Regions from separate parts of the Homo sapiens genome. Here region 2 is linked to region 1. The links are chromatin loops, found by intact Hi-C in ENCODE. Cell type or tissue: dorsolateral prefrontal cortex. All regions are shown on one strand. Links, peaks and the distances in the headings refer to the core of each region. The heading gives the core; the rest is flanking DNA.

Evidence for each region. Hi-C counts contacts between places; a loop is a spot of excess contacts. Peaks named below come from ENCODE experiments on the same cell type or tissue, not always from the same donor. Only the 100,000 strongest peaks of a DNase experiment are listed, where the experiment ranks them.
Region 2: it touches region 1 in a loop (6-fold over the local background); 2 of 110 quality-filtered maps call a loop at or near these places.

What each region holds. Positions count from the first base shown.
Region 1 is chr5:11,718,455-11,721,375 of GRCh38, forward strand. The region is part of intron 2 of CTNND2 (catenin delta 2); the gene reads right to left. Among named protein-coding and RNA genes, the nearest start is that of CTNND2, 180 kb to the right of the region's middle. In dorsolateral prefrontal cortex, for the core only: a CTCF peak has its summit at 1,639 (motif pointing left); a DNase peak (open chromatin) is centred at 1,617.
Region 2 is chr5:10,856,040-10,858,960 of GRCh38, forward strand. No RefSeq gene overlaps it. Among named protein-coding and RNA genes, the nearest start is that of CTD-2154B17.1, 70 kb to the left of the region's middle. In dorsolateral prefrontal cortex, for the core only: CTCF peaks have their summits at 1,157 (motif pointing right) and 1,360; DNase peaks (open chromatin) are centred at 1,192 and 1,593; H3K4me3 peaks cover 1,097 bases; H3K27ac peaks cover 1,124 bases.

The sequences.
Region 1 (2,921 bases), core at 335-2,834:
TGAGATGAGCAACACAACTTGTTCTCCTTGATTTCCCCAAAGCCTCTTGATATCAGACATTGGCAGGTGCTGGGACTTGCAAACACACTTGTGATCCAGAGGGTTTTAAGTCACAGCAACAAAAATGACCTGATTATCAAGAGTTCTAACACATTTTCTTTTTTTACAAAAAAAAAAATAAGAAAAGTAAGAGAGAAAAAATCTACATCTTCTCCCAGAACACTGAAATGTAACATGTTGAAGTGTTATCAAGGAGCTTTGAAACGCCTCCTGCACTCTCTCTCCAGCGGATTTATAGACCATCTCATGTAATAATCTGTCAATAAGTTAAATTCTGAAAGCTCATTTATTATTATTTTTTCTCTACCAAATATCCTCTCCTCTCTCCATATTTCCTTAGTGACTAAAGAAACTCCAGATTCACCATTGGATTTCCTGATTTAATCCCCAGCTTGAGACTGCATAGTCTTTACTGCTTAATTGTCTAAGAGAGATGGCAAAGAGTAATTCATCAAGCTGATATCAACTGAGGAGCACAGATTTCCATGGGCATCCTAATAAACTAATATGTGTTTGTAAAATGTGTGTTATTATATGCATACATTCCATTACAACACTGAGAGCTAACTGTCTTCATTTTATCAGATAATTAAAATCAGTTTCAGAAATGTTACATAACCAAGGCCGTTCAGTAAGAAAATGCTGGAGGAATCTGAAGTAAGTCTACTGATTCCAAATGTATCACTTTTTCCATCATGCAGAATATTAGCCCACACTCTATGGCCACTTATGAATCAGTCCTTAAAACAAGATGGCATACTTCTCCTTCAGAAGCGAGTGTCACGTAGCTTACTCTGTGTCATGGCAGAAGCCATGAAAATTACCTTATCCTTAAAATAGATTACAGCCCAGTAGTACTGAGTGACTTTCCCCCTAATTAACAAAGATAATCAGATGTCCCACCTCAAGTCCTTACCTAGACTTGTGGTGGAGACAATGGTTCCTAACGCTACATAATAAATTGTCTGTTGTTATAGATACTACATATTTACAAAGTATGGATATCTCAGACCACAGAGGAAAGATTCTTAGCAGGAACAACAACAACAAAACTATATTTAAATGTTGTCAAGATTAAAAAATAATATGCAATATTTATCCTTAGCGATGAAATACTAATAAGTAGATTTTACTAGCTAACAAGTTATATGTCAGAGTTTAACAACATCTATGATTTGGAGAAGACCTTAGTTCATTTAGTTAAATCTTCACTCTAATTTAAGTCCCTCACAGATATTCATTCAGATTCTCCTTGCTTAATTCTAACATCTAGGACTTCGCTACTTCTCTCTTTGAATTTGTGGGTAGCTCTGACATATACACACACACACACACACACACACACACACACACACACACACACCACAGATCCTTTCCAACTTTTTTCGTACCCTAGTATCCTATGTTTCATATGGTAGTTAGAAAAGGATAATATATTTTGAGCATGCTGTGCAAGGCAATGGACGAAGCCAGTGCAAAGAGCTTACCCAGCCACACCCCAGGCTAAAAAGAATTGCATCTCAGCACATTTACTGACAAGCGATGGTACATCTCTGTGCTGCCACCCACTGGTCAAAAGGTCTGTCATTGATTACTGTTTGTCAGTGAATTTCCCAAAGAGACAGCAGCAACTGGCCGTACTTGAGAGTACTTCCCTAAATTTGTCATTTGCTGGCATCTTTGAGACCATTTTTTCCATTAAAAAAAAGTCTACCTTATGAACACATCCCAGAGGCAGATCTGCAGTGAAACTTGCCATTGTCACTAGCAATGTAAACCCCAAACCTATTTGTTCCTTCCAAATATATGGGGGGCTACTTAAGTCTTTGAGTTATTCCTTTCAGGCTTAAAGTTCCTCAAGTTTGTAACTGAGATTCATATCTGGCACAAGACAGAGACCTGCCTCTCCTAAATTTTGACGCTTTATCCTAAGCTCTTCTCAGTTGTACAACAGTTATTGAACAAAAGTTTGGTTCTTCTTTTGCATAACCATATTTGAAGACAGCTCCTACAGCCCCCCTTCCTGTCTCACCCGACCACCCACAATTTGCAAGCCAAGCATCATTGATTTTCCCACCTGCAACATATGTAACTTGGTTTCTATATTCTTCACAGGTGTGGGTATGCTGCCGCGACTCATGTTTGGGAGCTTATTTTGTCTACTGACTAAATATATTGCTAATATTTTTAAATATAATATTTACATATTTTAAAATGTGTTGTTGGTCTGCCATGGAATTTTTTTGATGTTCTTAGGCTCTGGTCTAGCAGTTCATTTCAGTGTTACCTCAGCTCACTATTCTGCCTATAGTCAAAAAAGTCAGAAAACATCAAGTGTTGGCAAGGATGTGAAGATATTGTAATCCTCATAAAATACAGAAACAGCCTGGCGGTTCTTCAGAATGTTAACCTAGTGTTGTCATGTGACCCAGCATTTCCACTCTTAGGTTTTTATTACCCAAGGGAAATAAAAACATATGTCCACACAAACTTGTACACAAATATTCACAGCAACACTATTCCCAATAGACAACAAGTGAACACAACCCAAATGGCCATCAATGAATGACTGCATAAATGAAATGAGGTGTATCCATACAGTGGAATATTATTTGGCAGTAAAAAGTAATGAAATCCCGATGCATGCCACAACATGAATGAAACTTGAAACATTATGATAAGCAATATAAGCCCTTTAGAAAAGACCATATATTTATAATTCCATTTACATAAAACAATCAGAATAAGAAAATCTGCAGAAGCAGAAAGTATAATAGTGGTTTCCTGGAGTGACTGTGACTATACCAAAACCACATAAAAAAGGGAACAGTATGGTATGTGAGTAAATCTCAATAAGCTGT
Region 2 (2,921 bases), core at 208-2,707, 860 kb before region 1:
GAGGGTAGGGCCTATGTGCTTAGTGGCCCTCTCCTTTGCTGGGTAAGGTGTGGCCTAAGGCAGGGATTCTTAATCTTTAATGTGCATGTGGAGAGCTTATTTAAACGCCTCTTCCTGGGCCTAACTCCAGAAGAGTCTGGTCCCGAGAACTGGCATTTCTAATCAGCTCCCAGGTGCTGCTGCTGCATTTTGAGACTTACTGGCCTAAGCTCTGTGGATTAATGGGATCTTGTCGGGTCGGGGCAGGCCTGGTGACCGAGAGGACAAGCACACCAGAGGTCCACAGACATTTGTTTGCATGTGGGATTTTTGAGGCTGGGCAGAGAATGTAAGGAGTGTGTGTGCAGGGTTGGGAGTTGGTAGGAGATGAAGAATCTGTTGTGGTGTTTTCAAAGGTGGATTCCTGGGCCCAGTCCCCTGGCCTGTGTCTAAGCTCTTAGGAGTGAACAGTTGTGGGTAGAAGCCTAAGGAATTGTTTATCTCGAGATCTTTTTGAGATGGAGGGGTCCCAAAAGCCATTCCATTAGGCAGAAGAGGCAAAGCTTGACTAAGAGAAGAAAATTCTCACATGTGTGTGCCTGCACCTGTCACTGCATGTATGTGTGCGCCTGCACCTGTCACTGCATGTATGTGTGCATATGCAGTCATGTACATATGTGTGCCTGCATACATGCACCAGAGCACGTGCATGTGTGGCCCCAGGCTTGCTGAGTGCTTTCTGCTTTACTTGGGCAAGGCAGAGCCACCACCAGCTGCAGTGGCTTCCCACACAAAAGCTGAGATAGCCCCACCCTGACACACACATGTGAGTCGTCTCTATTTGAATTCTTCCCTCTGTTGTGCAGCAATCTATTTTTGTATGAGAGCCCTAGACTCATTTGTGGTTCCCGAAAATTTGGGGTTTGCTGTTTCCAGCCTTCCTCTCCTGCAGCGCAGCCGCTGTGCCTGTGTTTCATCTCCCTCTGCCTTTGCCCTGCCGATGACACAGAGGGAAGCTTAGAATTCTCCCTGCTTTGTGGTTCTATTCACCTCTGTGATCAGTTGTTTTGTGGCTATAGTTACTCTACTTTGCAGAAAGGGGATTTGAATTCTTTGGATTCTTTGTTCACAAACAAACCAGTGCCAGAGCCACTGCCTCTTCGCCGCCTGCAAAGTGCGCTGCGCTGCCTGCCAGCAGGGGGCGGGGGTCCATCCTCGTTTCTATCAGATTCCCGGACACGCTGCAAGCTCCGGGGTCCGTCCCTGTGTGTGCCTTCCTCTTTTGTACAAGTTACAAAGGAGGGGCTTAGGTTCAGGGTCGACTTAATCGCATTCCTGTCCCTGGCACATCCCCATTAGCCCTCTGAGATGCTGCTACCGCTACCTTTTCTGTAGTTTTGTCCTTCCTTGCAGCCCCCTCTCCATGTCCCCATCCTCCATTGGTACCTACTCGAACATATTCAACAAGTGTTTGTACCTGCGGGAGATGGGAATGGAGCCCCACCTGGACCCCCTTGCCAGGTGGTGAACCTGACACTCTGCAGCCCTGAGCGTTGGCTGCAGACAGCTCACAGCTGCGGGGGCTGGGGATGGTGACGGCCGCTCTTGCTGAAGGGAGCTGCCAGGCTGAGACTTTGCACACCGCTGGGTGCGGGGGAGTCCCCAAGCCAGTGCTTGTCTGATAGAGGGGACAAAAGGCCAGTCCCCTTACCTCAAGGCGAAGTCCAAGCTGGGATGCGTCAGAGCTCCAGGGGATCTTTCTAGACTTTCTCCAAACCCTTGTTCTCGCTGAGCTGCAGCCTCGCACTATTCTGGGTCCCTCCCTTACCTCCGTTCTCCTGGAAGCTTCCCTTAGCGCATCACACACACCCAAATCCCATCTCAGACTGTGTCTCTGGGGACTTGCATGAAGATGGGATCTGTGTAGAATGTGTAGACTTGTGTGTGTGCACTTGTGCCCGTGTGTGCTTAACACAGCCCCCCATGGACTGTGGATGCCTACTGGAATGATATCCTGGGCACCCACACTCTTCCCTTAAGCACCGTCTGTCTGGGCTCTATCCCTGGCACGATCCATTCATCCAGCCCGCTGCCTCTTCCTACCCATATGTATTCCAGAGGGTGCTACCACATCCTATGCAGCCACTTCTCTAGTGACGACCACTTAGGTGGCCTCTTCCTCTACATCCTCAATGGGCATCCTTGTGCATGGACCCTTGGACTCATGTCTCAGAATCTCCACATGGCCCCTGGGAGTGGGTCTGAGTGATGGGTGTGTGCAAACTTAGCTTCCCAGAGTCCTGCAGATTGCTTCCCAGGGTGCACTCATAGCCCAACAACAGCACACAAGTGTCCAGTTCCCCCACATCCTCTCCTGCGGCAGGGAGGGGCCTGCCTTCCCCTGTGTGCTGTTCTGATGTTAATTTTTCGTTCTGATATTTTTCTGTTCATTGCTAGTGACTTTTAGCATCTCTGCATGTTGGGTGTTGGCACTTCCCCTTTTGCAAACCATCTACTAACTTTTTGTAAAAGATTTATTAATTTTAGATGCTCTGTTTATTCTAGACGTGAATCCCTCGTTTTATACAATGGAAATATCTTCTCTAAGCAGGCTGTCTCTTTCCTTGTTGTTGGCATCCTCTTTCAGCAGAAATCCTTCAGAGTTGCTGCCTTATGCTCTCATCGTTGTATGGAGGTTCTGATAAGACAGCTCATTTCTATTTCACCTGTCTTTTGCTGCAGTCCTCCAGCCAGGACTCAGGTATGAGTCCACAGGGGGCTGTGTTAAAGGACACCGAATTACAGAGACCATCTTCACACAAAATCATGCTTCCCTTTCGTCCTGACCCATAAACCCTACTTTTGCTCCCTGGCCTCTCTTCTGTGAGTGGGAGTGCTTTTTCTAGAGCTTTTCCATTTTTCAGGCAGAGAGACCCCAGATG